5 separate regions of the Mus musculus genome follow, and regions 2, 3, 4 and 5 are each linked to region 1. The links are chromatin loops, found by intact Hi-C in ENCODE. Cell type or tissue: heart. All regions are shown on one strand. Links, peaks and the distances in the headings refer to the core of each region. The heading gives the core; the rest is flanking DNA.

The links. A loop is a pair of places that touch in the nucleus more often than their neighbours do. Peaks named below come from ENCODE experiments on the same cell type or tissue, not always from the same donor. Only the 100,000 strongest peaks of a DNase experiment are listed, where the experiment ranks them.
Region 2: it touches region 1 in a loop (7-fold over the local background); 3 of 42 quality-filtered maps call a loop at or near these places.
Region 3: it touches region 1 in a loop (2.4-fold over the local background); 2 of 42 quality-filtered maps call a loop at or near these places.
Region 4: a loop joins it to region 1, with 3 times the contacts of the local background. A loop is called at or near these places in 3 of 42 quality-filtered maps.
Region 5: it touches region 1 in a loop (2.7-fold over the local background); 8 of 42 quality-filtered maps call a loop at or near these places.

What each region holds. Positions count from the first base shown.
Region 1 is chr3:32,394,300-32,400,853 of GRCm38, reverse strand. It overlaps Pik3ca (phosphatidylinositol-4,5-bisphosphate 3-kinase catalytic subunit alpha), which reads right to left and starts at 3,789. Exons shown (of 21, transcript NM_008839.3): 1 at 3,362-3,789. In heart, for the core only: CTCF peaks have their summits at 3,926 and 4,579; DNase peaks (open chromatin) are centred at 3,163, 3,853 and 4,443; H3K4me3 peaks cover 3,277 bases; H3K27ac peaks cover 2,417 bases.
Region 2 is chr3:30,599,385-30,605,938 of GRCm38, reverse strand. Mynn (myoneurin) reads right to left here and starts at 3,852. Exons shown (of 8, transcript NM_030557.3): 1 at 3,244-3,852; 2 at 2,139-2,435. The coding sequence starts at 2,404. It overlaps n-TVaac8 (a tRNA gene), which reads right to left and starts at 4,669; the gene lies at 4,597-4,669. It overlaps Actrt3 (actin related protein T3), which reads left to right and starts at 6,069. Exons shown (of 2, transcript NM_029690.2): 1 at 6,069-6,283. The coding sequence starts at 6,090. In heart, for the core only: a CTCF peak has its summit at 3,665; DNase peaks (open chromatin) are centred at 3,608, 4,598 and 5,058; H3K4me3 peaks cover 3,596 bases; H3K27ac peaks cover 2,567 bases.
Region 3 is chr3:32,704,854-32,711,407 of GRCm38, reverse strand. It overlaps Actl6a (actin-like 6A), which reads right to left and starts at 2,862. Exons shown (of 14, transcript NM_019673.2): 1 at 2,528-2,862. The coding sequence starts at 2,552. In heart, for the core only: CTCF peaks have their summits at 2,747 and 2,959; a DNase peak (open chromatin) is centred at 2,767; H3K4me3 peaks cover 1,969 bases; H3K27ac peaks cover 1,303 bases.
Region 4 is chr3:32,329,518-32,336,071 of GRCm38, reverse strand. It overlaps Zmat3 (zinc finger matrin type 3), which reads left to right. Exons shown (of 6, transcript NM_009517.2): 6 at 1-1,280. Among named protein-coding and RNA genes, the nearest start is that of Gm42201, 6.5 kb to the right of the region's middle. In heart, for the core only: no CTCF peak of the experiment used is centred there; a DNase peak (open chromatin) is centred at 961; H3K27ac peaks cover 410 bases.
Region 5 is chr3:32,450,996-32,455,995 of GRCm38, reverse strand. Pik3ca (phosphatidylinositol-4,5-bisphosphate 3-kinase catalytic subunit alpha) reads right to left here. Exons shown (of 21, transcript NM_008839.3): 14 at 4,069-4,240; 15 at 2,029-2,135; 16 at 1,496-1,617. Among named protein-coding and RNA genes, the nearest start is that of Kcnmb3, 38 kb to the left of the region's middle. In heart, for the core only: no CTCF peak of the experiment used is centred there; no DNase peak of the experiment used is centred there; H3K27ac peaks cover 295 bases.

The DNA of each region.
Region 1 (6,554 bases), core at 839-5,838:
AAAACTCTCCTGGATCTGAACTGAACGCACCCTCTCTACTGGGCAGTAACACCCCCATTACACAGCTCAGGACTTCTGTCCAAACTAGTTCTGCCAGGAAGCACTGGCTCATTTCAAGGCTATCTTTGCTGCCCTGAATTTTAAGGCTAAATCACTGAGTACTACAAAGACATCCAACACTTTCTGAGACAGAGGACGGCAAAGGCTGAAGAGTTGAAGACTCCCTGAGACACAGCATTTGGGGGGAAGGAAGATCTGAATGCTTTCCAGTCTCCAGGTTTCCAGTTCAGGGGACCTAGTAATGGTCCATCTGCTGGCAGTATGCATGCGTGTGCTTGTAATGGAGAGCTACTTGATGTAATTTATAACCTCTCAAATGTCTCCAAATGAAAGCCATGTGAGCAGCAGCTTCAAGGATATGTACTTTTCGTGAAAAAAAAAATGCATTTGGCAGCAAGAAAAACTTATGAATTATACACATTATAAAGAAACATCACCAAGGTGCTGTTCATCCAATTGCCTACAGTGTGCTTTAGCATAACTGTGTATCCGACAGAGCCAGTCCCCATCCTCCTGGAATTCACATCCTGGTGGAGGACACAGACAAACAGATGACAATGCAGTGAGGAAATTTGGTTACAGTGGGGGACAAGATGCCATGGGAACAGGAAGCAGCAACACCTAACCCAAGCTGCACTTCTCAAAGGAGGCAGTCAGCGAGCCAGGGAAGCAAGACTGAGAGGACCAGTGTTGCAGGAAGTGCAAGAGGCATGTGCACAGGAGAGCAAGGGAAGGCCAGGGAGCTGCAGTATGGGAGGGAAGGGGAACCAGGACCAAGGCAAGTCAGACTGGCTCTTCAGAGACAGGGCTTCACAGTCCTGTCCATTAGATTTTCACAAACTTTAAAACAACAACAGAACCAGGTCTGGCTCCATGTCAGACAAAGTACATCAGCATCTATCACAATTTTAAAGCTGTTCCCTAGGATGACTGTGTAGCCAGGACTGAAAAGTACTGGTGAACTTGAAGAAGCCAGGCAAGGTGGCGGATGCTGGTGATCCTAGCTAAGTGAAGGCAAAAGTACCCCAGTTGCAGGCCATAAACCACACTGCAAGATGCCAGCTCAATAACAGCAGCACTAGCCACACGATCCTTCCCCAAACAAATAAACCAAAACCAAGCAAACAAAGACCTGGAACTACACACAATTACACGTGTACTACTGCAAATCTAAAAAATAAAAGGTGATCTGATTAAACCTCTCTGGGCCCGTTTCCCAGCTCTATTAACTGAGCAATGACCCCGGACAAGATTAAAGGCAGAGGTGAAAGGAGTCAGAAAATGCTGTTTTGTCAATGAGTCTCTCTTCCTACCTGCCTGGCCTCACATTAGAATACCACTTCCCAGGGAAACTGATGTTGTTCTGTCTACATAGGACATGTTTTTAAAAAAAAAAATACTTAAAAGAAACCAGACTTTCTTAAAGCCCTACTTGACTATACCTTACACAGCAAACTATGATATTCTAAGATTTTTGAGGTTGGATAATTTTAAAGATCCTAAGTATTTTTGTGGAGGGGAAATCTTTCATGATGCTTCATAAACACTTCCTTTAAAGATTCCCCCACTCTGGAATTCGAGATATAGAACAGTAAAATAGAAAGGACTGATCCTTTTAATGCCACTCGAGCTACTAAAGAGATCAAATAGGATTAAGTTCGCTCTCTTCAAATAAACAGACCAGCAGAGCAAAGGCTCTGCACATGACTGCAACTGTTTAAACTCTGTTCAGTAGAGAAGACTAAGACAGTGAGCTGGCTTTAAAAAGTTATCACCGCCTACTTTATATGAGTATTCTCTTTCTAAATTTAGACGGTTTTTGAAGGGAGTAGTGATTGGGGATAGAGGACCTATGGCTGGAGGGAAGCAAGGCGTCTAGGACCCGCAGGTGCTGTTACCAGTCTGCAACACACATCCAGCTCTCAAGGGAATCCTCTCTCACAAACTCACTGCTCTACTTAGCTCCCTGTACTCAATGACCTGTCTTTATCTACAGGCATCTTACTTGAAAGTTTAAAAACCTTAGATAAGCTCAATGTTTTTGTATCTGTGTATTCATCTTTCAACTCCTTCCACTTGAGCAGGCTTGCTTTCAAGCATTATACTCTGTCACCAATAAAATAGCAACATTTGTTCCTTATTTCCCTTCTGATGATTTTACTATTCTGATGTGGTAACATTTGCTTCAATCACTCGTTCTGCAATTTTTTTTAAATGTGTACTTGCCTATTTTGCTTATTTTGAAAAATGAACGATTTAAAAAAAAATATGGATGACTACATATTTCCTATTGTCTCCCTTTAAAAAGTCCCACAACACGAGGTGGAAAAAAACAAAAAAACAAAAAAAAAACCCAAAACCCTAAGTCAACAAAACCCAAACCCAAAAAACAAAACCAAACACCAAACCAACAGTACCCTTTCAGATAATTTTGACAGATACTGCAGAACAGTTAATCTGGTAATTAAAAATTTCCAGAACACGTGATGTTTATTTATACCGTGATCTACGCTGTCAACCAGAACCCGACGCTTTAGTTTGAAACAAAAATACCTTACAACTTGAATTCACAGACACGGTGGTAGATTCTTGGATTGCAGTTGCAGTGGGAGCCCACTAATCAAAACACCGTGTTTTGATTTGTCCAAATTAATTTAGCAACACAGTATCTTTTATTTTTATTTTTCTTGGCCCAGGACTTTTCTTACAACGCATCATTAAACACAAGAGATTCGACATCACACGATGTCAACAAATACCAAGAGAGGCTAGCTTCCAATATGGTCTAAAGTGATTCAAAAGTTGCAGTGGCAACGGCCAGACCGGAGCTACCTGGGCTCTATCTACCCAAGCCGGTTTCCCCAGGGTCCCGCGAGCCCACGCCCCGCGTGTGCACAAAGGCGCAGTGGAGGCACGAGCTTTGGGCTGCAGTCTACTCTGTCCCCCACAGACGCAGGCTGCACAAGCCCTCCGCTGGTCTTCCATCTACCCACGTAGAGCGGAGGCTGACACCGTCCGCGAGCGGCAGAAGAGGCCGCACGGTCCCTGGATCGCAGGGGAGGCACGGAGAAGACGAGCGCCCGCGAGCCGACACCCGGCTCCGGAAAGGAAGGCCCGGCGAGAGTGAGGGCGGCGGGGCTCGCCAACACCCGACCCCGGGGCGTGCGGCCCTGCGTGCCCTTCCCGGCCTCGCTGCGATCGCGCGATGGAGGAGGACCGGGCGGAGGCCGGGTACGAGGAGAGGGGCCGGGAGCCCGCCCGCCCGCCCGCCCGGAGCCCGCCCTCCCTGCCATCTACTCACGCTCCGGCTTCTCTAGGCTGCGCGGCTCCCGCCGCATCGGGTCCCGGCCCCGCGGGCGGCGGCGGCGGCGGCGCCGAGGGAGAGGACAGCGGGCGGCGCGGCGCCCGCCTCCCGGGCCCTCTCCCCCGCCGCTGCGGAGCGGCCCGGCCGGGCCCGAGCGCTGCCTCGCCGGCCGCCCCAGCCCCAGCCTCGGCCGCCGCGGCACCGGAACTGCCGCTCGCTCGAACGCTCTCTCCGCTCGGCGCCGGCCCCGCCGCACGCCCCCACCCCCGGCTCCGCTCGCCGGCGCCCGGGCTCTTTTTCCTTTTGTTTCCAGAATAAACTTTATTGGTCTCTCTTTCCGCTCACATCGTGTAAACAAACAACGAACTCTTCCCCACCCCCTCGGCTCCCCCCTCCTGGGGCAGAGGAGGGTGAGAGCTGAGGAGGGGCCGAACTTGCAACGCCCCGGAAACAGGGCTGCAAAGACCGGAAGTGAGGCGGAGAAGAGGCCGGGCAATGGGCAAGTTCGGGAACAGTGACTCACTGCGCCTGCGTCCTGCTCTTCCGCCCCGAGTGGCAGTGCGAGTCAGCGCTGCAGTCGTAGCTCAGGCGGTGGTGTCATCCTGGGACGGCGGACGTGTCAAACCTATTAGCTTCTTCCAGCGGCAGTCTGTCTTGGGAGAAGCAGACAGGAAAGTCGGGAGCGAGGGATGCCCAAAGAGGAAACGAAAGGAGGGCAAGATGAAGGGTGGCTCTCCCAAATTGGATGCGGATTTCAGGAAGAAGTCTTTTGCAAACACTGGTTTAAATTGTAACCCACTCCGATAGCCCTCTGCAGTCTTTAGAGGTCTTTGGCTATGTCCAGTCTGTTTTCCTTGTATCCCAGCTATAGAAGCTGTGTTACTTTTTCATTTTTGAGGCTTCAAAATAGTTATGCTGGCTTTAAGTACGATTCAACGTGGTGAGGTACTGCCTAAGGTTTTGGTTGCAAGGAATGAGATATGTTGACTTTTAAACGATGCAACCCCAGTAATCCCACCACTCAGGAGGCTGCCGGATCTCTGAATTCCTGAGTTCGAGGCCAGCCTGGTCGAGAGGCGGGGGCGGCAACAGACGGACAGACAGACAGTCGGTATCCTGCGTTTCTCTCCTTACGGGTCTTTTATCATATTGAAAAAGCCTAAGGTCCAGAATCGAAGTCAGAGCCAAGTCCGGCAGCCTAGTGCCCCCTGGAATTTTTAAAGTGTAGAGGACAGGAAATACACTCAAAACTGCCACGCGTCCTCAACCTCGTCTTAAGGATTCATTCCTCTGTGTTTTACTGGACTGTCTGTATTTCCTGTTTTCTTTCTTTTCCACCCTAAGGCCTCGTTTTAATCTCACATTCCAGGGAATCTGAGTTTTAAAATATTTAACTAGTCGTGTCCGGCAGTTTCAGAACACCCTTATCCCCGGTCGAGGAGTTAAATAACCTTGAATTTCATAGTTAATCTTAGGTCCTAAAAGCATCATTACTTAAATTGTGCTTCCTGTGTGATATTAATAGATAATACTTGGTCAGGGAATTTTATGCTGGGAATAGTTTGCTTTCTAATTTTTTTTTTTTTTTTTTTTTTTTTTTTTTGGTTTTTCGAGACAGGGTTTCTCTGTGTAGCCCTGGCTGTCCTGGAACTCACTTTGTAGACCAGGCTGGCCTCGAACTCAGAAATCCGTCTGCCTCTGCCTCCCGAGTGCTGGGGTTAAAACCACGCCCAGCTGGGTTTTTTGGGTTTGTTTGTTTGTTTGTTTGTTTTTTAAGCTAGGGGCCAAACTGGGGACTTTGTGTATGCTAGCAAGTCCCCTACTACAGAATTACAGCCTTGAATTCTTTCTGCAGTATTGCTAAATGTTTAAAGTATGTTACACATCTGTGGGATAGAATCATTAAAATACTGAAAGAAAAATGCTTTAGAGGAAAAGAAAAGTTACTTATTATTATATTATTAGACTGTGAAGCAAGCAAACCAAAATGCATCAGAATTAAATAATTTCACCATAATTCTTCCTTTATTAGAATTAACTTATTTACTTATGTATTGAGACAGGATCTAGACATGAGCCCATGGGTTGGCCTCTGTCTCAGCACAGTCTTCCTGCTTCATCAGACCAAGTACTGAGATTACAGGTGTGAAACATCACAACTGGTTAATACCATCCTAAGCATTTTGAGGCCGAGATGTCCACAATAAAGCTATTGTTTCATGCCAAATCACTAAAATTATGACCATAGTTATTTGTTTCTAGGTTGGGTTTTTTTTTGTTGTTGTTGTTTTTTGTTTGTTTTTTTTTTTTTTTTTTGACGCAATGTCTTAGTAGCTCCTGCTGGCCTTGAACATTCTGTACTTCTGTGGATGAATTTGAAATGGTGGTCCTTTGGCTTCTGCCTTCCAAGTATGGGGTTAGAGGCATGTACAATTATTCTCCTGCCTTCGGATTTACTACCATTGCTGGGGTGATGATTCACAATGATTATGAATTTCACTGGATCAAGAAACACCTATGGAAACTGCTGAGACTCACCTCTGGGTGTGTCTGGTGGCATTTCCCAAGACAGGTAGATCAGGAAGGCTCTGAAAAAAAAATCAATGGATTAATCCTTTGATGGATTCATAGTATAATGGCAGTGTTGGGAGGTGGTGGTAGGGAAGTGGTGGGATTCAGGGCCCAGGGGGAGGAAGTAGATCAGGGAGGTTAGGGGAAGGCTCTATCTTGCCCTGGTCTCTTCCTATATTTTCCTCTCTCTGCTTTGAGCTCCAAGAAGTGAGAAACAGTCTACTACACTCCAACTTCCATGATGTTCTGCCCAGGCTTGGGGAAAGCTACAATAAGCTGATTCCTTTGAAACTATAAGTTAAAATTTGGTGTTATGGGGAGGTACTGGACCTGCTAGGAGGTGAAGCCTAGAAAAAGGAAATTAAGTCACTGAGGGAATGTTCTTGAAGATGATATTGTGCCATGCCTCCTGAAGCTGGATCCTGGAAACCTGACTGGGAGCAACAGGAGATTAAGAAAGACAGATAGGTGTAACATAAAGCTGGAATGACTGCATGAGTGCTTGGATAGAGACACACCAGCAACCCATATGGTCAGCGAGGTTGTTATGTACAGCATAAATGAGGAGACAGATCTTTGTAGAGGAGCAATCTCCAGGTATGTAATGGTGCCGTCATGG
Region 2 (6,554 bases), core at 736-5,735, 1.8 Mb after region 1:
AAAAAGAGACCAGATGGAAGGCAGGTGGCTTGTGTCTACAATAGAGCACTCTGGGGACTGTATTGAGGCCATCTTCAGCCACACAGTGAGTTTCTGTCAAACTCACACAGTGAGATCTTATCTCAAAAAAACCAAAAAAGAAAACATAAAAATTAAAAAACTCTCTCAAAATCCACTGATCTGCAGTTAGTATTAAATACTCTATATTCTTCAGCCCATTCAATTCATCAATTATTTACCAAATTTTAATTATTGTGGAAGATTAACTTATCTCTGCTCATTATCCCAATACAACAATTCTAAAACATGAATACTTCCTTTTCAGAAAAAAAAAAAAAACAAGAGGTGTTTTGATCCTAGCATGTATAAGAAGTGTACATTCTTATTATGGGATAAGCTGCAAGCTACAAGGAAAGGATCTTAACTGTGTACAGGCATACATCTGTAGAGATGGCCTGGAAAAGGATGTGTATGAAAAATATTAATAGTCCTAGTCAGTAGGTGGCACAATCTCATGGGCGTTTTTCCCTTCCAAGTTTCCTCTAAGAAATGTAGAACTGAAGAGGGCAGAGAATAAAGACGATAAAATATAAAGTAAACAAGTGTTTGTTGCCCAGTGGGGGCTTCAAGTAACCTTTCACTCAGTTTTTACAATAATACCAATATAGTTACTACTATCTCACTTTTATGAGGCGATTAAGGCTCACGGAGGCCTTTAGGTGACATATGATCAGCCAATCAGAAAGACACAATTCCAATGTCTATTTTTTTTTTTCCTTCAGTAAGTCTGGTTAGCCCAGAACTCAAAGAGACGCACCTGCCTCTGCATCCCAAGTTCTGGGTTAAATGCGTGCGCCACCCCGACTGGCCTATAAGTCCGTTCTACCAGCCACTCCCCTACTTGTGCGCATGCTTCTATTAGAAATGAAGGAAAGAAGGCAAGCATAATCTGTCCAGATCCTTTTTGCTTCTGCCCTTTCTACTTTTCTCCCACAACTAGGAATGTATGACTATCAGCCTAGCTTTTATACAGAGGAAACAATATATCTCTATTATAAGACTCTGAAGAGCCTACTTACTATAAAGGGGCAGCAATAAGCATCTTTTGGCATAGTCTGTGTGTGTTCCTGTGCACACATGCATGCAGATGTGTGTGTATTTGTGTATGGAAGCCGCAGACGATTCTGCGTGTCTTCCTCTGTTGCCCTTCACACCCTATTATATGAGACAGGATCTTTCCCTGAGCTAGAAGCTCCCAGATTCTGCTAGGCTGGCTGGCTGGCTGGCTGGCAGGAGGGCGGGCGGGCGGGCTAATGAGCTCCACCCCAGCAGCACTGGTATCACAAAACTGCTTTTATTTGGTGGCTAAGGACCCGAAATCAGGTCCTCATCCTTGCACGGCAGGCACTTGACCAATGCACCTCTGGAGCCCAACGGTTAAGACCCTTAAGAGAAACACAGTGATGCCTCTGGCTTGATTCAAGCTTTGGATAGGTTGACAACGGGAACAGACTTAATGCTACTTGCATTTCCACGAAGTTACTTTCCAGAACCACAATCAGAAAGTCCTGCACGTTGCCATTTAAATATGAGCACTAGAAGGCCATGAGGCCATGAGGCCTGAGGTGGTTCTTCAACAACTCTACTCCAAATACCCTAGAAGCAGCAACGGACAGAGACTGTGTGAGAGAGGGCCTGAGGGACATGAAGACCAAAGGAAAACCTACTTTAAATTCAGAATTTGCAAAATTGAAATAGAGCCTTTTTTTTTTTTTTTTGGTGAATAAGTCTGTCAGATGGAATTCTTGACTTTAATGTGTATTGTTTGTTTGTTTTTGTTTTTTCAAGACAGGGTTTCTTTGTGTAGCCCTGGCTGTCCTGGAACTTCCTCTGTTGCCCAGGCTGGCCTTGAATTTATTAGGTCCTGCCTGCCTCTGCCGCCCACCACCAGCTTTAATGTGTTTTTTGTGCTTACCAAACATCTTTTCATCCTCAACAGTTCTACTGAAGCTATAGTGTGTGTGTGTGTGTGTGTGTTGTGTAACAACACTGAGAATGAGCATGGAGAGCAAACTGGAAAAACAGGAATCTAGCTCTAAAGACTAGATTTTATAACTGAATAAAAACATGTACTTTACCTGTCGAGATTTAAAGTTCCTGTATATATAAACTCCAACAGTTTCTGAAATCCGTCAGCCTTCACCTGACTCTGATCAAGAAAAACATTGTTCTCAGAAGTGCTTCTGTAGATCGCCCCAAAATACTCACTAAAGGAGGCAAGCACATTCCTATGCGCCTTAAACTGGAATTCTCCAATCACTACGGTACAGTCGCAAAGAAATCCCGCTTCCCGTTGCTTATTCAGTCTCTCTAAAAGGTGCTCACAGTGGTGTGAATACTGCATTTTGCTAGCAGAATGGGATTTCACCCTTGATCTAAAAAAGACAAGAAGAGACGGTGAACTGATAGCCGTAAGCTTTCATCAAACATTCACCCATGCAGCGGTAAGGGAGTGTGGGACAAAAGACTAAACCCAAAGAACACAGCTCTTCCTTTGCCTCCCAACCCCCAAAAGCCTCATCGAACACTCGTGGTGATTAAATGCTTTTCTTTGTTTTACTGCACTAGAACACTAATGCAATAAAAGGCAGTGAAAAAAACAAAAACAAAAACAACAACAACAAAAAAAAACATGTCACAGTTGTAAACAGGGCCGTAAAATCCTAAGCTTCTAGAGTTGACCCCTCAAACTTTTAAGCTCCAACAGGCATCTTTACCTGAAGGTGCTTAAACAAATAGACTAAGAAAAGCCTCCTTGAAACAGGATAAGAACACGATACGAGTTGTTCCCATTGCTCTCTGATCACTGAACCCTGTAAGCAGAGATGGTGAGGTTCCAAGCTCCAGGCAAGTGCAAGGGGGCGGGAACGCCCCGACCCGCTGTGTCAAAGGTTCCATCACTCTCCGGAGGAGGACACACCCCTTGCCTGCCCGCTGCTTGCTTGGCAGCGGCGGAGGGCGACAGTCCTAGCCAGTCCCCGGCCACCGCTGCCTTGCACTCCCAGCTTGCACTCCCGCGAGTTCCCACGGCACCGGCCATGACTACATATACCGCGGACGCTGCCTCTGCCTAGACACCCTCCTCCGCCCCGAATCGCGCTCGATCTCCGAGGCGCCGGACCACATAAGACCCCGGGATCCCAGAACGCAGGGACGACAGGCCAGACAGAGGGCGGCACTCACCCGTAGCCGCCCAAGGGAAACAGTTTCTTCACTCTCTCACCGCCATCTTGGGAGGACGTCACTGCGACGCTCCGCCTCTCCCTTCCTCCTCTGCGATAGCGTCACGTCCGGGTGTGTGGTCCATTGGGGACACCGGAGATAGGACGCTAAAAGTCTACTAGGGCCGGCGAGCTGGGTCTCAGAGCCCTGACTTCCCGGCATGCCCAGGTCTCCGGATCACACCTCCTTGCTCACTCGCATCCGGTGCGAGCTGCTCACCTTGTCAGCCCGCAGCTGTCGGCCCAGATTCTGGATGGAGACCGGGCTTGAGTGCAGAGCCGGCCTCTCCGGGAACCGCGCTGCGCGCTGCATGCTGGGAGTTGTAGTTCTTTTCCTCGCCTGTCATCCTGTCTTCATTAGCGCCCCTCCAGTGGAGATGACTGTGTTGTGCACCCTGGTTCTTGACCGGGGCGAGTGGGAGGGATATGCTTAAGTCGAGACCAATCACTCCTTCCTCTTTTGCATATCCGAAAGCTCTTGGGACCCCCAGAATTCTGTTTGAACCGGCTCACCAAAGCTCATCTACCAGAATGCCCTTACCTGGCAACAGAGATGAGATGTTCGAAAGCAAAGCAAAGCAGCAGGGCACACTGGGCATGCGCAACGTGGGAGGAAGGTGGGCTTTCTACCGGAAAAGGTTTTCCTACGTCTGAACCAGAATAATTTTAGCACAGTTATTTACCTCGAAATCAGAGTTAGTGCAGTAAAGGGAGAAGAGCAAAGTTAAGTTTTGATGTGTTCTTCCCTAGAACCTGCGGACGTCATAAATCTTAAAAAGCACAACTGAAACGTTTGTTGGTATAAGTTACGTTTATGCTTTTTAAGGAATTTACCTGTGACTTTATTTAAAAGACAGTCTCAAAAACTCTGAGAGTTTTTTCCATACCGGAATCTTTTTGCTTATATCTCTGTGAAGAATTTGTGAATAAAACCACGAGTCGTTTTTATAAGAAAAATGTTGAGGCTACTTTTTTATATGTCTGAGTATAAATTTCTTTTTAATTTCATCTTTTTGTCAAACCCTTTCGATAATGTGTTAATTCTGAAATATTTAGTGAAGTTGACATATAAATTAAGAACAAAATTTAGCCTGACAGGAGGGGGGGGAAATGGAATCTCGAGGGGAGAAAACTGAATACAGACATGCTTCAGAGGCTAGAGATTGGGAGAATGCCTTCTAGAATCAGTAGCTACCTACTTCATCAGCCCTTTTTGTTGCTGCTCTCGTCTGTGTGTTGGGGCGTTTGTTATCAACATTAAAACAGCTGATTCAAGGTCGTTTCTTTAATGGGCGGGTTACCGTTTTAAAAGATATGTTTCCGCCCGGTTTCGAACCGGGGACCTTTCGCGTGTTAGGCGAACGTGATAACCACTACACTACGGAAACTTGGTTGCACTGGTGTGTTGAAATGTTCTTCTTATGTGATGTCGTCATATACGTTTCACACCTGTTTAAGGTTTATGCATTTTTCAATGAGGAGAGAGAAAAAATATTAACAAAGCACAGTTAACTTAACAGGCTGAGACTATTTAAAAGTTTGAACTTGTTTGCAATTTCTTTTTCTCCCTTCCTTCCTTTCATTCATTCTGTCTTTTTCTTGTTTTGCTAAGCCCGGCGGGTACACCACTAGAGACCAGCAGGCACACTTAGTTCCTGGCCGAATTTCATTTTTTTTCTCATTTTAGACAGGTTATGCTTTCCTCCAGCTGGGAAGCAGCGGCGCGCTGTAGCCAGGGCCTGTGATTTGGCGCAGTACAGTGCTTTGGCGGGTTTTGGTGGAAGCACGTGTAAATTACCCTTTTCCCCATCCTGCTTCGAAACCAAAGCTTCTATTTGTGTGCTGTTTTAAAGCCCCTAAAGGATGCGCGAAACCAGACACCAAGACGTTCATTTTTTGCTGCGCAGTGTACTTTCTTTTTCTGAACTGAACTTCATAATGATCTAAGGCATTTATATTCTTACCAAATGGCAGACATGTTCTTATTCCTAAAACATCAACCTCAGGAAATGAAAATTAGCTTCGGAGGACCTAGAGATATAATCCAGAAGATGAAGAAAAGGATGAAATAAGGGGGGAAGGAGGGGGGGGAAGAGGGAGGGAGGGAGGGAGGGAGGGAGGGAGAGAGAGAGAGAGAGAGAGAGAGAGAGAGAGAGAGAGAGAAATGAACGGAGAAAAGAAAAGGGGAAGGAGGGGAGCCGAGCATCCCAGAACTCAGAGCCTGAAGAGGGGAATTCCGCTGAGTTCGAGGGCAGCCTGTGCTAAAATGCACCATCTTACAAAACCCAAAAGGTTTTGCCTTTTTGTGTATATCTTTAGAAAGGACAGGAAAGATGTAACGTTGTTTACTTTACTATACAGAACATAAACTCGTTTCACACCCCAGCACTCCCTGAAATTGATCCTTACAGAAGCCAGGCAGAGCCTTCCTGTAGCGATATTTCCAAGGCCGGTGTTAAGGGTCTTCCTCCAGCTTCCCACTCGCCCTGGAACACTACTGTTAACCACAGTGCAAGGACTTAAGAGAATTTTTTTTTAATAGACATTCAGCGTGTTTGAGAAAGGTTCTTGCAAATTGTTAGATTTCTATGTTTTGCAAGGGTAGCCCGGTTTTCTGGTATTAATGCTGAGAGCTTCCAGGAGCAGCGGTGATGCTCAACCCATGGAAAGCGGTCGCAGGAGGCACCTCACTCATGTCATGCGGGCCAGCAGATGGCCGGGTCCTCTGTGACGCGACATTACCAACACCTGTCACCGCACAGCCTGGGAAGAGCGGTCTGGAGGCGCAGATGCAGCAGCACCAGCGGCATGAGCGGCTACCAGCCACCAGTGGTGATCGACAACGGCTCGGGAATGATCAAGGCGGGCCTGGCTGGGACCCGGGAGCCCCAGTTTGTCTACCCGAATATTCTGGGCCGGTCCAAGGGCCATACGGCGGACAGCAGGCAGGAGCTGTGTGTGGGTGATCAAGCGCAGGAGCGCAGGAGCTTCCTATCCATCAGGTACTGCGGGACTCTGCAGTCTTGGGGGCTTTGTGGAAGTGGGTGGAGAGCCCATAGCTAAAGCCACCCCGAAAGGACCAGGGAAGGAACCCCAAGGCCACTCCTTACAAAAAACAAAAACAAAAACCCAAAACAAACAAACAAACAAAAACTTCTGTTCTCTATACACAAATATATTCAAGCATACAGTGGCCGTTCATGCTAGATGTGCCTGCGTAAGAATGTGGCTTGACGTGTGACTTTTGTCATGCGGTGTGGTCTCTTGAACTAT
Region 3 (6,554 bases), core at 636-5,635, 310 kb before region 1:
AGGAAAGCCATGGTACACTGACAGCAGGTAGTAGTTTCCTTACTAAAGGAACTAATTATAAACTTCTATAGTCCAGGTACAGAAGGATGAACAAAGGACTGCCCTCATAATCCTTAAACTGAGGAAACAAGAAGAAACTGTTCCCAGAACCTAGAAGGTTTCTGCTGAGAGCTGTGGTAACAGCTGAATGATGCAGAGCTAAGCTGCCTATTCAGGGAGGGAGGGCCAAGCTCAGATTGCAATCCCAGGAAGACTCTATAATGCAGCATCCAAATTGGGGCATTTTAACTTGGGTGGGGAACACCAGCTTTTAACGATTATACTAAAACAAAAAGCACAGGCAAAAAGTATAGTTACCCTACCATCACCAAATCAAAGTTCAAAGCTGAAACCAGAGGCTGAGAAAGCCCAGAGGCCATCTCTACAGGCACAAGATGTGTATAAATGACAGCAAGGGAATCTGGTGGCACAAAACAAATCAAACAAACAAACAAAGGAAAGAAAAATAAAAACCACCGAATACATCCTAGTACAATTTCATCAATTATGGGGAATTATGTTTTGTTTCATGAAATGAAGAAACACAGCAAAATATGAAAACTGCACAGCATGGAAATTAGAGTGTAATTTATACAGGCCAAGTAAAAAGCATTTAATGAACGTATCATTTAAGTTACACATTCCAGACTTTAGGAGACAGTTTAGTGGTAAGAAAAAAGCTGGCAATCTTTTTCAGTCTAATTTAGAGAAAAGCCTCCATGTATATTTTCCAAATACTTCACCCCAAACAGCAGGCCTCCTAGGATAATGCACTTGGGTTTCTCAGTACTGGTTTTTCAATGGGGTCCCCCTCAAAATTTAAAACACTAATCCTACTTACCTACATTACTCAAATGCTAAGGCCTTAAAAGTTCTTCTGTTTCTCTAGTTAAAGCCAATCTATGCCCAATCTACCCAGTTTGGTGCTAGTTACAAAGAGGCACCCAAAGAGAATCACAGAGCTATTTAGTTTAGACATACCCAGTTTGGAGAAATTCCTAGTTTAAAAGGAGATGCATATGCAACTGTTTGAATGAAAATGTCTCCTATAGACGCTGATATTTAAACATCTGGGCCCCAGTTGGTGGTGCTGTTTATGGAGGTTTAGAAGATGTGGGCCTTGATGTAGGAAGCTGTCACTGGGGGACAGGCTTTGAGTTTAAAGCCCCCACTATTTCCAGCTGCTTCATGCTTGAGGTTGGACACGTGAGCCCAGATTCCTGCCCCACCATCATGCCTGCTGTTAGCTGCCATACCTCTCTCAAACTGGACTCTTACCTCTCTGGAATCATAAGCTAAAGTAAACTCTTTCTTCTAGAAGCTGATTTTGTTTTTTTGTTTCTTGGTTTTTTTTTTTTTTTTAATCACAGCAACTGAAAAATGACTAATACACTATGTGAGATGGGTAATTTACTAACTTCTCTGCTACAGTTTAATCCGAAAAATGTATTTAATACTTACCTCATAGGATAGGATGACTAAATGCCTTGAATGTTTTAATGTATAAAGCACTTACAGTGCTGACAAACAATAAGCCGATAAATATTAGCTAACGGTAATTATTACTGTCACACTTCTTGCCAGGGAAAAGACTACCGTTCCTAGAGAAACTACTATAGTTTATTCTCAGAAAACCCTACACAGCAGTTAAAATGAGTGGGCACAGATCTACTGACTCAATGCAGATATAGATTTGTTAGTGTGAGGATACTATTTAACTCTTGATGGGTGCGTGTTACCTGTACACGGCAGAGAAAGGAATACCCCTGCCTCATCCCAGAAGCAATTTGCTCCCAATTTACAACGAGTCTTTAAACTTTGAGCTGGTTGTTTAACTCTTGCCAATATTTTTTTCTTCGTTAACGTGAGGGATGGCAGCACCATCTCCTGTCAACATCCCCCCTAGAGGAGAGTCTCTAACTAGGTAACTACTCTTAAACAAAACAGTACTTAGAAGCCTTGTTTTCGTTATCGCCGATCTAGAAAAGGCTCCCGCCCAGCCGGACAGGAGAACTGCAGCCTGTACCTCAGGGATCCGCTCATCTGGGGACCGAGCACGCCTGGAACGATGTCCAGGCTGTAGTGGCTGCTGAAGGACCCAGAGCAGCAGCCGCAACACCGGGCGCCACTCGCACCCAGTGCCAACCCCGGGGGCCCGGAACCTCCGCGAGCTGCCCGGGACCAACGCGCGGCGGAACCGGTACAGTGAGGGACCCGGCGTGCCAGGGACTGCCATCAGAGCCCAGCCGGTAAGACGCGCCAAGGCCCTTCCTTGAGGCCATCTCGGAGCAGCGACGGGACAAGCCGGAAACCTATTGCGCGCCGGCCCGGGTCCGAAGAGAAGGAGAGGCCGTGGCCCATACGGGGACCGGAAGCACCGTCCAAAGACCGGAAGGGCCCGCCGAGGACCGGAGGGAAACGGAAGCGACTAGGGACCAGGCCGGTCGTTCCGGTCCGCACGCCCCGAGGCGCCGCTGCGCTCACTCACCTCCGCCGTACACGCCGCCGCTCATGGCTACTGTCTGGCGGGGACTGGCCGAAGACTACCGGACGAAAGATAACAGCGGCGTGACTCCTCTCCCTGAGAACGCCGGCCCCGCAAGCCTGCAACTTCCAACGCCGCCCCCTCCGGCAACAAAGCAGCGGCCGCACGCCCGCTGCACAGCCACTCTTGCTGGTTTCTCGTATCAACCAATGACAAAGGGTCCGGCTTAGTCATTAGCCAATCAGAGTGTGGCGCTGCTGCATCCCCGCGCGGTTTAGCCGTCTTAGCCAATGGAAGGCATCCGTAGGGGCAGGGAGAGGGAGAAGCGACAGAAGAAGGGAAGGTGTTGGGGTACGGGCAGGAGGGGGCGGAGCTTCGCGGGCGGGTGAGGTGGGTGGAGCTTCGCGAGCGGCCGGTAGGGTGGACCGAGCTTCCAGGAGCAAGGCGGGGGGAGTGGGTGGAGCTGTGCTTCGCGCGCGAATAGAGTAGGAGGAGTCTTAGGTGGGCGGGCGAGTGGGAGGGGCTTGGTGCAGGAGTGGGCCGGGTTTCGAGAGTGAGTTAATTAGGTACTGGGAATTAAGAGGCTTGCCTCAGGCCATCAACCGCTCTGGTTCTAAAGGATGGCTGCTCCCCAGGAGCCAAAGGAACTTGAGTGCAAGGAATCTGGAACTTGAGTTAGTTACCTGGGAGAGATCCCTGGCCTTTGATTGTGATGAATTCGGAATTTTTTTTTTTTTAAGCAGAAATACTTCAACTAACATTTATACTTGAAAAAGAAATGTGCACTTCACTTTGAATTAATCAGCAAATCAGATATAATAATAGGATCCATCATTTTAAACAATGGCTATTTATATTAAAAGACAGTACATTTTTCCAGCTAGATTTAGATAGCATTTAAAAATCATGACTTCAGTTTCTTTCATTTCTGTGAAAATCATTCACCAAGCAAGTGGAGCACTATTCAAGGAAGCACCCATTTGTAAATACCTCCCCAATCCGTGTCTACTGTTCTTAGTCTACATCTCTATCAGTGTCGCCCAGAACACTGTCTTTTCTTACCCCAAATTACTGCAACAATTTGTCCCTCTGCTTCTCTAGGCCTTAGATAGCCTGATCTATATAACCAAAGGCCCAAACCAGTCCTGCCATTCCAAAGCTCAAGTGTAATGTAGCTCTGTACCTGGTAGCAGTGCTTAAATTGAAGTGTCTAGGGTCTAGCTACATAGTGGCTACTTGTAACCTTAGGTGGGTTGAATAAACTCTCATCCATTTCCCTGCCATTAAGGTGGCAGGAATTGACCTGTCTGTCATAGGTTCAGGAATAACGCTAGTAAGAAAATGCTCTCCCGTTCACTTGACACTGTGTGCTGTGAGCTGACAGTGATGGTTTGGATTTGGGTTTTTTGAGAGAAAGTCTCACTGTGTAGGCCAGGCTAGTCTCCAAGTTGTAATCCTCCTGCCTCTGCCTCCTTGTACTGGAATTATAGGCACATGCCACCGTGTGTGTATTACTACATTTTAAATGATTCAAAAACAGTTTTAAGAATACTATGATACTCCCATGTCAGAAACCTTGTGCTGTGTTTTACTGGAGCATAGCCAAGCTTATTCACAGCTGTGCCTGAGGTGATGTGTCTGGTTAAGATGTAGAGCACATTACTGCCAAGTGACCTGTGGGAGGGGTTGCTTACTTCTCAATGTATGCAACACCTAACACAGCCTGCCTCAGTGCTGTGTACTGTGGTCCCCATGATCAGTGCTCACTGCCGATCAGCACCCCAAAACAATTCTATTTCCAGTCATGTTTTCATGTTTGACTAAATAAAACTGATAGGTTATTATGGACTGTGGTTCCAAGCCAGGCATTGTGGCACACAGTTTTAATCCCAGAATTCAAGAGGCAGAGGCAGGTGGATTTCTGTGAGTTTGAAATTAGCCTGGTCTACATAGTGAGTTCCAGGCCAGTAAGGGATGCATACTGGCTACATAGCAAGACCCTGCCTCAAATAGATATATACATGATAAATGTATAAGTACTATGGTTCCAATAATGAAAAATTGGAGAGATATTATTTTACTTTATAATATATAGTAGTACAGTTAAACCACTATCATTTAAATATCTAGCAATTCATTTACAAGTTTGATGGATTTACAGATTGATATCCTTTACCAATACCATCTGCAAGATCTCTCATGAATTTAAGAGAATAAACCTTAGAATTAAAAATACCTCTTTGGGGGCTGGAGAGATGGCTCAGCAGCTAAGAACACTGACTGCTCTACCACAGGTCATGAGTTTAATTCCCGGCAACCATATGGTGGCTCACAACCATCTGTAATGGGATCCGATGCCATCTTCTGGTGTGTCTGAAGATAGGTACAGTGTGCTCATATACATAAAATGACTAAATAAATCTTTTAAAAAAGAAATTATTTATTAAAAAAATACCTCTTTGGGCCGAAGAAGAATCAAGTATTTGTTCCATACTCTCCAGGGTTCAACAGAAACCAGAGCTGTTCAGCAGGGTTGATTACAACATCTTGAGCTCACTGCACCTAACCCAGAGGATACAGAAATCTAAAAGCAAAGAAGACAGCTTGTAACAATGTTGAAAAGCTGTGCTCAGATGTTTTTAATAAAGTAAGAAAGATTAGAAAGCAGATCATTCATAATTTCAGTTGAGCTCAGTCTCTTGATATGTTACTGGAGTAGAGACTTCATTTAATGAACCAATTAGGTAAACTTTATAGAAAATTAACTTTTTCACAGTGTGCCTGATATGACTAATCACATGTTAAACACATGAAAACACACATCTAAACTGTAGCCTCCCATAAGCCCGAAGCAGGCTGAGCCAGAACTTGACCTTGCTGCCACTAAGGAGATTATCTAGGGTGGAGCCTTCCTCCCTAGATCACTCTATTGTTGAGCCACTGTCGCTGTTCCTCTTCAAGATACTGCTACCTGCTGAGAGCTATTCTGGAGACTATGCCCTATCCTGCACATCATCACCTGCAGCTGGTTCTGGGCTCCAAGGATGAATTGGCGGGAATGGACTTCCCCCCTCTTTTATAAAGCGTGTCCGCCATTAAAAATTTGAACCTTGAGCAGACTAAAGTTGACTTGGTTCCATTATTTCTCAACCTGCCTAGGCTCTCTCTTTTCTTTCAGTTCCAAGATGCCTTCCAGGCTCGAACCCGGACATGTGAGCGGCTGGCCGGCCTCAACAACTTGGCGAACCAACTCAGGACCTGAGAATGGCAGAGTACATTTGGAAGAAGCACTGCTGGTTTGGCGCTCTGTGGAAGAAGAAAAAAAAAATTGTACCGGAGAAGATTGGTACAGGCTAAGCTGGAACAGCGCTAAAACCCGCGCGCTGGATTCACTTAGGTTCAGCAGTGAGTTGTCAGGAACTAGGAACTCAACAGGCAGGCAGTCGGCTGCAGCTTCCAGAAGCTGCTTTTTTGGCGAGAGAAATAAAAGGGTTTAATAAAAAGAATTTTATGGGCTGGTGAGATGGCTCAGTGGGTAAGAGTACCCGACTGCTCTTCCAAAGGTCCAGTGTTCAAGTCCCAGCAACCACATGGTGGCTCACAACCATCCGTAACAAGATCTGGCGCCCTCCTCTGGTGTGTCTGAAGACAGCTATAAATAAATAAATAAATCTTAAAAAAAAAAAAAAAAGGATTTTATAATCAGGCGGATGGCCGCAGTTGGAAACTGCATCAGGCGCGGGAGGAAAGTAGATTTTGAAACTCTCCCAGGGACAGAGAGAAAATGGGGGAATCCCCTTTTGTGTTCGTTGCAGGCCAGTGTCTTTGTTCTGAGTGTCTGTCTTATGTTTCCAGAAACAAACATGTGCTTGTTGTGTTGGTTTGTTGTCTGTGTTTTGTCCCGTGTCTCTGAAACATGGCGCAGTCTGAGTTTAGATCTGCCTGAGTTTGGTTTCTCTGGTGTTTATAGACGATGGGGTTTTCTGACACACGCGCTTGGTATTTGCAGCTGTCCCTTCGGGCTGTAAGG
Region 4 (6,554 bases), core at 738-5,737, 65 kb after region 1:
CAGAGATATTCCTGTGGGTATTTGTTGTTTTTGTGATGTTCCATGTAGCTCAGGTGAGTCACTTCTACTATGTAGCCAAGGCTGACCTTGAACTCCCCCGATCCTCCTGCCTCCACCTCCTGGTGCTGGGATTACAGGCATGTACCACCATGCCAAGCTATATAAATTGTAGTTCTAATTGAGTCCAAAGCAATTGCTAAAATCTCACTGCACTGTTGAGCACCAACTCATGCAGGGTCTGTCTGATTGTTTTTGTCTTTAAATGGCTTTTATGACCACTCTGGCTACGTAAGTGGTCACGTGACCCCCCCTCCCCCCACCCCTTCGTGAAAATGGTGTTCTCCATCACTGACCCCTCTCATGCACTCTCTACCTGATGCTTTTTTTGTTGGTTTTAAGAAATGACTCCATAAGTCAGGGTGAGCGATACTGTCTTAGGCAGGGCAAAGCCCTCTCGGGAGCAAACCCTCCTGGACGTGGCTGGTCGTTGTTCTGCCTTCTTTCAGTATCTGATCACCCACCAAAGGTTCTGTAAGCCAGTGTGTCACTTTGTAAGTCTCACGTTGACTCTGCTCACCTGTGGCCCCCCACCCCCCACCCCCAGTCAACTGTAGTGACCTGGCATGGGTTTTGTGTGTTGCCTTCGAAATGCCTTATTGGGTATGCCAGGCTACTCTGTCAAGCATCCCAGCTGTCTGCTGAGACATACATGTCCTCTCTGGGGTATGTGCTCTTGATCCAGAAGCAAAGCTGATCTTGCTTTCAGTGTCAAGGGTGCGTTTTAATTCAGTTATTGTCTTAAGTTAGAAGTGAAGCAGGAAGCCGAGAGAATGTGAACCTTTCACGTGATCAGTGTGGCAAACCGAAAATGTGCTTTTGCTGTTTCACTAGAAAGAACGCAGCTAAGAAATGCCAGTCCAAACCGGAAAGTGGGGCTGTGTCATATCACGCTCCCCACTTGTCACTTGGCCGTTGAGTGTCTGAGCAGGCCACCGGGCAGTGGGCCAGTCTATGTTCTGGGGCTACAGAGCTGACTGACGTCACAGGATTCAAACCAATCAACTGTGAATTGTGAAATTGAAATTGCTCTTTTGGTTTTTATTTCCTTCAGCCTAATAAATACAGAAGTCTGAATGTTATTTAAGCTTAGACCACTTACGTTGGCTCATCTTGGCTGTGTATTCTCATGTATGTACTGATTTCTGATAAAGGCTTGATGACATTGTAACGGGCTTTTTGTGTTCAGTTCAATAAAACAGTTTCTGAGTCTTGTCTCAAAAGCGTTCGGTTCTGAGTCGGGAGGAAGTTAGCATCAGTGATTAGCACCCAGCTGTCATCCCCATACTTCAGGTGGGATGTGCGCTCCCAGTTCACAGCGGTATGTGGTCTACTGTGTGCTTTCCAAGGCTTAGAATACTGAATTTGAGGACTTGCTGTGGAGTTGGCCTAGCTACCCATCCACCTCCGACTCTTCCTTCCCAGCTAACCTGGGACCGGGGTGTATTCTGTTTTGTGATACCTTCTGATATTTATGTTCTCTTCAAATTCTGAGAGAATGAACCCAGAAGAATGACAACTCCTGCTCCTGGAAAGAAACACATCAGAGAGCAGACGCTCACTCATCTCTTGGGCATTCCACCTATGAAATGGGGTTATGGACATAGTCACTGGAATGCAGTCCTCACAGAGTCTTTGGAGTGCTGTGGAGTGCATGCATCATGCTTTGAATTTAAATGTCTGTTTGAAAAGTAGGTTGTAAGTTTTAAGATGGGATGAGGAGGGCCATCAGAGGTGCCTAAGTCCCAGGAGCCTTGCAGGTTTCCTTGCTCTAGGTTTTCCCAGATGGGGACCTTGGCCCTCAGTCCAAGGTCATGCCCCAGCCTATGCCTCACAGCTGCCTGTAAGACCACACCGGACATTCCCAGGCCACTGGTGACCTGATAGGAGAGTGTGAAGGCCGCACCCAGTGTTTGTGAAGAGCTTTAAGACTTGTCTTTTGAGCTCAGGGCACAAAAATTTATCCTATTTGTGGGATACTCAAACTATTGAGAACTTAGAAATGAAGACAGTTTATTGCAGTGCAATGAGAGTGTTAATAGGACCGAGACAAAAAATCTTAATATAAATGTGTCTAACACACGTGTAACCCCCTAACATACATGAGATGTGTACTTGGCCCTGGAATGTACCTGGCCCTGGAATCTACCTCTGCGACCAGAGGTAGACCTGCCTTTGGAAGAGAGAGAAGCTGGTAAGTTAGGCTTGCCATTTGGGTTTTTAGGTATGTAATTAGAACTTCAAATGTATTTTGGACGGCAGCCTTCCCTCCAGACAAGAACAAGATGGCTTTCATATTAGCTTCATTATCTAATCCTTGTTTGCCAGAGGCTCCTTTGCTCTGATTTTCATAACAGTTCACTGGGTTATAGACTTGGCCCATAGGTATTTAGCGCCACCGTGTGGACTCTTCAAAGCTTGCATCTAGCCATTGTGAGGAGCTTAAAGTCAGGATTTAGGTTTAAGAAAATGTGGAGGATATGCGTTTTACTGGTAAGTGCAGCAAAACATAGGTTCATTTGAAAATTCAGACATAGTGTCTTCAATAACTATTGGTGAATGTTTCCCTTGATAAAGCTGCTAGAGTAATTATTGTGGCGAATGCCTATTTTATTTTAAACAAATACAGTTCTTTCAGAATGCCTGTTTTATTTAAAAACCAAACCAGACAACCCCCTCACTCCACATTTTGCTGCATGTGGACAAGAAGAACAGACCTGAGAATGAAGTGATCGTAAGTGCAAGTCTCTACACCGGGAGCAAGGAATTAGATCCTCAAAAAAAAAAAAAAAAAAAAAAAAGACTGGGGAAGTGAGAAAAACAATGAAATAAAGGCACAGCGTGTGAGAGTGAGTCACTGGGACAGCATAAAAACCAAGTTTGAAGCTCTAAGCTTTTCCTGAATGTGATGTGTTTGGGGCAGGGGCAGAATAGTTTCTGTACAGTGAGTTGCAGCTCAGGAGACAGGACATTTGGAAAAGGCTGGTGCTAATGCCCAGTGCTCACTGTCTCGAGGCCGGCCTGGTCGAGAGTTCCTTCCATCCCTTCCTTTGTACTGTAGGTCATTTAGAGGAGTATCTTAAAAATGACTTTCTCTTTTATCTTTTTGACAAGCTAGATCCTGAACTCACTCTGTTTTCCCATCCCTTAAGCTGTTTTCCCATCCCTTGAGCTGTCAGTTACTCTAGTTCTTTAGTTTCTGGAGCTGGTCTGTTTGCCCTTTTTGGTGACACCAGTGTGTCATGACAAACAGCCAGCAGTGTGGCTTGACCTTTGAGTGTGTATTCTCTTACATGATAACCCATTTTTTTAGTTTGGGGAATTATTCTGACTTTTAAAGTTAAGGACTTAAGTGAGTAACTCGTGCATAAAAGAATGGGTTGCTGTAATCATTTTTAAGGTGGCATCAGATCCGCTTACTTTGTTGTGTAGCCATGACCACCATCCCGCCCCTCAGTGGTTCTCATCTGCCCAGTCTGAAACGTCATCAAGCACGACCTTCCGTTTTCCCCTCCCCAGGGCCTGGTGGCCACCATTCTGCCCTCTGAGCTTATGAAGCTGACTACCTGAGGAGTCTTACAGCAGGGGAAGTCTGTCGCTCCCTGCCTTATTCGTCTTACTTCTCTAAGCATAAGGTTCTCTCAGCACTGGACTACATGCCAAAATTGCCTTCATAGTACTCCGTTGCATGTAGAGGTACATAGAGCTTACCCATCATCCATCAGTGGGCATTTTGGTTCCTTCTGTTTACCCTTGGCTATTATAAATGACAGTTCTAAGCATATGAGTGTATGAAGGTATATATAAGTCTGTGGGACTGTGATAGGCAGCCTATTTTGGTTGAATAGGGCTTGCTCAGGTGACCCAATAGAGAAATCTACTAGGGATGGAAAGTGGAGCCACATTCCCAGAATCAGGTGCCTGTCCATAATTCTGTGACTACCAGTCAGGTAATGTCCCAAGCTTCTGACATTCTGGCTAGACTCCACCCCCACAGTTACCTGACTATAGCCAGGTATGCTCCCCTCCCCCCCCTACAGTTACCTGGCAACTACAAGATAGCCCAGCCCACTATAAGAGGGGCTGCTTGGCCCCTCCTCGCTCTCTTAAGCTCTCACCTTTCTTATTCTCTAGCCCTCCTTCTCTTTATCCTTTACCCCCTCTCTCCACGTGGCCATGGCCAGCCTCTCTCTTTCTACCTTCTCTCCTTTCTCCCTGTCTTTCTACAATAAAGCTCTAAAACCATCGACCATCTTTGATCATCAAGGCCTGCCATGCTTGAATGATGGGATGGGCTTTCTCCTAATGAGCCGAGTCTAACCTGCCAGAAGGCCATCCTGTGCTCCAGCCATGGACCTGACCAAGGACTCTCACCGATGGGAACCATCCAGCGCCACCTGCCCTCTCCTCCCTTCATCCCCAGGGCCCCTATTCTGTTCTCAGCTCCTCTGCCGTATCCAGTGTGGGATGCCAGAGACCAAGAACCTGGGAGTTGGGCTGCCCCTTGTCCACCACCTGACATGTGGGGTCAGTGGCTTAACACAGCATGGAAAGTGTGCGCAGTCCTCCTGTGTCCACCTGCCCAGAGCATCGGAACTCTAGCAGGACGTGGGTTCTCTCCCCCTCCCCCTCCCCCCCACACCCACGGCCCCACATAAATGAAGAATTAAAATGCATTCAATGCATGCAGATTGTATAGGATAATCAAGTAGACCTGTCTTCCCATAGCACAGAGAGCTCAGCCCTCTCTTAAGACTGCTTTATTTTGTTCTATTTTCAAAGAAAACAGATTTAGAAGAGTGTAAACATAAATTTTTGCAACCTACTCTTAATAAGAGTTCAACCTCTCCTCTAGCCTACCACCCAGCAGAGGTAGTGGAAGGGAAACGTTATTAGGAGATGGGAAATTGGATCTGGTCAGCAATAGTTCTTTTGAGGCGAGCTCAGTCTTTTTGGTCAGCAGTTCAGTCTTGTAGCAAACACCAAATACAACTCAGCAGCTGCAGACCAGTCCTCTCGGGCAGGCAGATACCACACATGAACCATCTGCTGCAGTCCAGTCCTTTCTGCAGGTGACACCAGGCACAAACCCAGCAACTGTAGTTCAATCCTGAAGAAACTGCAAGGCTTGCCACCTGGCCTGAGGCAAGACTGCTGCAAGTGACAAGCTGCTAGAGGAATCTTACAAACAGTCCTTGGGTGAGTTTCTCTCAATGGCACGAGTTGAGCCATGAGTTGAGCCACAAGTTGAGTTCAACAACATTTTGTAAGGTAATCCAATACATGTGTGTTGTTAGTGAAGAATAGAGAGGTGGAGGAAACCAAAGCAAAGCTTAGTGCTCATCTCCCACTGGCTGTGGGGTCATATTCATACTCCTTCATCACAGGTCCTTTCCCGTGTTTGCTGGATCAAAGCATCCTTTCACCTGTGTCTGCGTGAGGAAAACATTTTTTCACATGTCTGCTCCAGGAAAACATCCATTTACCCGTGACTACTTTAGAAAAACATTCTTTCACGTGTCTGCTTTAGCAAGACAGCCTTCTACCTGTGTGCCCCAGCAAAACATCAGTTGACATAACTAATTCCACAGAAACTAGAAGTTTCCATTTCAGAAGAGGCTCATCCTTTCCTTCACAGTTCGACTTATATTCTTGAGTTCGGTGTTTCTTTCAGTACCTATAGACTAATGATATGTAGTCTGTTGAGTGTTGTTATTTGCCTTATTTCCATGTGATTTATTGAACACACTATAATTTTTCCTCTGCCAGTAGGCACACAGGGGCCATTCAGTATTTCCTCATAGCAAATACTTCAACACATCTATGATAAATTATTTTTCTCTTTTTAAATGATCTTCTTTAAGACAGGAGGATCTTATGTAGCCCGGGCTGTCCTCAAACTTCCTATATAACAGTGGAAAACCCTGAACTCATGATCTTCCTGCCTTTACTTCTAAGTGTGGGGATCATAGGGGTGTGCTACCATGCCTGGTGTTGGGGGTCAGACGAGGGCTCAGCATGTTAGGCCAGTCCTCCATCAACTGAGACACAGATAAGAATCTCTTTTATTCTTTCTTTAAAGACTTGCTGTGTGTGTGTGTATGTGTGTGTGTGTGTGTGTGTGTGTGTGTGTGTGTGTGTTTGTTTGTTAGTAATGTTTGTGGGTACCCTAGGAGGCCAGAAGAGGGCATCAGGTTTCCTGGAGAAGTTAGGCTGTCTGGAAGAGCAGCAAGTGTTCTTAACTGTTGATCTATCTCTCTAGCTGCCTCTTTCCTACAGGCTTGTATGAGGAATCTAGAAACTTACTCCAGTGCTTTGGAACTTACATACTGGCCCCAGGTCTCACTGTAGACTTGTGGAATTAGAACCTGTCTTTATTGAAGACCCCAGGTGACTTGTGGTCATATTAAAGTTAGAGCAGTTGTTCCCACACTTAGTAGCAATTGGAATTACCTGGAGACTTGAAGCAAAGCAGAGAAGTTTTCCTCAGGAACTTC
Region 5 (5,000 bases), core at 1-5,000, 56 kb before region 1:
CGCTTTAATTTTTTAATCCAGTTCTAAAATATTTGCACAATCATCTTGGTAACAAGATATTTCAAAAAGTTCCAAGTCTATTTAAAATATTTACCTTTATGAAGAATGAAGTCTAAATTTGGTTATAAGGCAATCCTGGGGCCAACAGCACTCACTGTTTTCTCATTTGTTCTTCTCACAAGCCACTGGTGAGCCCCTCTTCCTGTAGCCCGTTCTCCACATAAATGCCCTAGTTTCTCAGAAGATTGCACTCTGTCTCATGGTTCTTTCACTTTTGGAATTAGCTGCTGAAAAGTCTTTGTCCAAACTTTAAGCTATAGAGGGCAGGCTCTGCCATAGTCCTAGGATCCAGCACACAGATATTTTGGATGCTATACAAACCACCCTTGCATACAGGAAGTAAGCCAAGGCAGGCAAGGATTCCAAGGCTCCCGATTCGGAAGGAGATCACATTTTAGCTCACTTGGGGAAGGCTGATACCAGGCTGACAGTCAACTGGAGGTTGAGATCAGGTTTTGACTGTCACCTATTTAAAGACTTCTCTGAGATGATACTCTTTGAAACAGAATCTCACGTAGCCTAGGCTGTCCTTCAATATGCTATGTAGCTTCCTGCCTTCATTTCCCAAGTGCTGTGACTACAGTTGCATGTCTCTGTGTCCAGCTCAAACAACTCTGATGGAGAGATTGCTTCAGTGTAGTGTCAAGACCACCTTTACTCATGTAGTTCTGACCATTCCCCTCCTGTAATGTCAGCTTTCCTCAGCCCCAGTGTAGCTAAGGAGAATGGACCAGCTTTGGTCTTTCTTTGGAGTCTCATATTCTGGGTGAATTCTTAAGCACACACACACACACAGACACACACACACACAGACACAGACACACACACACACACACAGAGACACACACACACACAGACACACACATACACACATACACACACACATACACACAGACACACACAGACACACACAGACACACACACACACACACACACACACACACACACACACACACACACACACACTTTTTTTTTCTCCTGCTAGTCTGGCTTCTGTCAATTTAATTCACAGTCTGACCCAGGAATGAATAAGGGCAGAGACTTGCTATTTTTGCTTTCCTAACTTATGAACACTCCCAGGGGGATGGAAAGGAGTACTCGACTCAGAATTCTAGGAGTCAGCCTTCAGTTATCTCACCCGGTTGCTAAGACTCAGAACAAGTGACTTCCTTATAGCAGGAGGGTCTGCCTTCAGGGCAGATAGGGGAGCTGAGGAGTGTCTGCATATGCCTACTCTCTGCAGACCTTTAGTATCTCCAGATATTAAAGCATAATACCCCAGTTCCCCAGACGTCTCCACAGACACACTGTAAAGCATTCTAGATGTCGTGCGTGCTGCACTCCCTAACGGTTAAACGGTTGCCATGGTTCACAAACATCTTGTGTACAAAGACAGCAGCGTGCACCCAGCATGAGCTCACTGTGCTCTCCTCACCGTCGCCATTTTTAAAGATGATCTCATTGTTCTGAAACAGTAGCTCTGACATGATGTCTGGGTTCTCCCAATTCAACCACAGTGGCCTTTTTGCAGAGGACATAATTCGACACTCTTCAAGCCTGTAAAAGAGTTTAAGACTTTACCAGGCACTTTAACTTTTTACACTCTTGGTCTTTGGGCTTACTTAAAATTCATACACAATATAACCTTTTCAAGTTTTATAAGACTTAAAAAATTTTAAAAACCAATAAACATTAATCTTAAAAATGTTTATATAAATTTCCAGCCAATCTAAGAATACATAATTCGTTTTATATAGACCATTTCCAACTTCTTGTCCCTGATATCAGAATTTATAACCATAGAAAGATTTAAACTATTATCAAAGTAGCAGAAACTAAATAAATGTAGCTGTAGTTTAAGGCTATTTTACTATTGCTGTCTTATAAGAATTGGAGGGTTGGATTTTTGTTAAGACTTATATGGAAAAATACTTACTGAAACATATCAACAAGGGGCCTTAACCTTACCTGAGGTTTCCTAGTTGGTGAGCAGGATTCAGAGGGGACAGAAAACCCTGCAAAGCATCCATGAAGTCTGGCTGTCTCATCTGTTCAACCAAAAACTTCATCTGTACCTGATAACAAAGCACAGCCCGAATGAGAAGTGCAGTTCATAAGGGGAAAGTAGCTGCTGCTTCCTTTGACACTGGGACTGCAGCAGTGCTCTGTGCTTCTCTGCCCTAGGCCAGGCCAACTCTGCTGCCTGGGAAGTCCATGACTGCAGCAGTATTATTGGGGAGAGTCAGGGTGGGATCACGGTTCCAGAAGGCAAGCTCTGTTGGATGACGTGACTCTAAGCCAAGTTTCTCAAGTACTTCTTGCTGACCAGCCATGGTTTTCATAAATGAATGTGCATTAAAACCTTGCCCTGCCACTTGTATACTGGTTGCTTTCACAGCTAAGTTTTATGTGGTCTGAAAGAGTCAAGCCCTGGCCCCTGGCACTGCACTGAGAAGGTCTGCTGGTCCTTATCTGAGCACAAGGAAAAGACCGGTCTACTTTAGATTTCAGCTTAGTATTCTCTCTTCTAGGCTCTGTTAGAGAACTTCAAACATTCACAGTTAGGTAAAAAAGAGTGAGGATGGAAAAATCTAGAAAAGCATTTGCTGTAGAGAACCTCACACTCCATGCACTTTATACTGTATAGATCTATCCATCTATTCAGAACTATCAAGCAGTATCGGACATACTTAAAGGAAATGTTCATTTATTGAAAATAAAAAATGTGATGGAACAAAAGAGGTTCCGGTAGTAACGCGCAGTTCTCCCCCTAAAATCTGGAGTGAGGTTCCCCACTTCTCTCTATTAAGTGAACAGCTAGAAATTCTCACTAGCAGACTTTTGAGTAAAGGTAAAAAGACTGAGATCTCTGTTTGCCTCCAATGTTAGCACAGGGCCATCCATACTCTAGTATAGACACAAAGCTATCTACAGGAACCAAGTGTGACTTCAGGTCCTCACCATAATCTCATTCAGGCTGCCAGTGAGTTGAGTCATGAACCCCTCTTTTTTAATGAAGCCACTGTAGAAGAGTCATTATCTAATACGCAAACTTGAGCACAGAATACATGCTTAAGAAATTATCTTTTCAAAGCTCCTGAGATAGAAGTATTTTTTTTCTTTAAGTTTCAAAGCAGTGCCCTGTTGCCCAGGTTCATCACATCAGGAAAAGCACAATTCCTTCTGATCTGTCTTTTTACACTCGTTTCTTTACTCACGCACATGTACCACAGAAGACACTACACCACAGCCTGGTTGGTGTGCTGCTGGGGCTGACCTTGTGCTTGCCATTCATGTACCAGCAACAGCTATGCTCTGGCCACTTTTACATATTTTCTAATAATCTCTATTTGAGTTTATATGCTGCACTTTCAAAGAGTCAACTCAGTCACATATTTTAAGGCCTCTAAATTAATACAGTAACTTTCTTTTAGCTTGAATGCACCAACTTTAAAATAGTTGTTTTTCTTTTCAGTATTATTAACATAGATGTTGGGAAAAAACTGATTCTGTAATACTAATTTATGTTCTTTGGGTATTGGGAATGAGTTGGTGAATGGATTCTGCTATTTCACCGAGGGGAGGCTACGCTTGCTTTTCAGTTGGCAGTAGTGAGAGAAGAGGGTGGGAGGTCCCGAGGACCTGAGTGTGACAGGTGCACCGAGGCCAGTTAAATTCACTGCTCCTTATTTTTGGAATCATGACCAACATTATTAATTACATCACTTACAGCCATGTAAAAGAGCACACAGTGGGCATGCTCAAAGGAGGTGACAAGTGCTTTGCCTGTCACGTGATTAGCTTCTTTCTCACAAGCACTATGTTTAAAGTATTGTTTTTATTTTACAGTTGAAGAAAATGAGTCCTAGGAGCCCACATAATATATCTACAACACAACTGGCAGGCAGTAGAACTCAAATCCAAACTGTAAGAACTACACTCTACGTGTGCACTGTGCTCCAACTTCAAGGGAAGTCTCCAGAAGCAATGGGAGAGCCGCTCACACACCTTTTGTGTCTCATCCTTCTTCTCCTGCTTAAGGATGTCCGTTAGGTTGATGAGCTTCTCCATGGCCTCTACTTGTCTGTTCAGGTGCTTCAGATACATCCCACAGGCACGGCAGTAGGACTCCAATAGCAGGCCAAACCTCTGACTGACAGTCTTATTGTGCATCTCAGATCTAAAAGAATAGGCAAAATTTATCTGTGTATACGCAGTCTTTCTATTTTTGTTTTATGCATATGGGTATTTGCCTGCATTTCTGCCTGTGCACCATGTACATTCAGTACCTGTGGAGGCCAGAAAAGAATGCTAGACTGTTGTGAGCTGTCATGTGAGTACTGGGAATTCAGCTCAGGTCCTCTGGGAGAGCTCTAATCCCTGAGCTGTCTTCTCCAGCCCTACAAGTAGTTTTGTTTGTTTGTTTTTTAAGTGTCTAGATAAGACAAAACTGTAATCTTGATCAAGAGCATATACAGAATAGCAAATACATGGAGCCAGGCAGTGAGCTTGGTTTTTATTCTAATTCAGGTATTGATCTTAATCTAGTCTTAAATTAGCATATATGCTTTCTCAAAAGATAGAAAAACCCTTTTCCTAGTCCAATACATGTTTTAATCAATAACACAAACGTTTAAAACCGACCAATTTAGAAGAAAATAACCAAGTGTTTCAGGTAGGGAGGTGTAAATTTAATAACAAACTAGGTATTCTACTGATTTAGGCTTTATTTTAGCTACTTTTAATTCATTAATCTCAATGTAAAATACAAAAGGAGCAAGTAGAAAAGGAGAATAATAAAGTAAACTGAAGCAGGTAAAAAGCTAATTGAGTTTTCCAAGTCTCCTGCAAGCATGTTTACATTTTCCCAACTGCCTCTACATTTATTTTAAACATAGCTTCTCTAAATACCTACTTTAACAGGAAAAAAGTACAAAAAA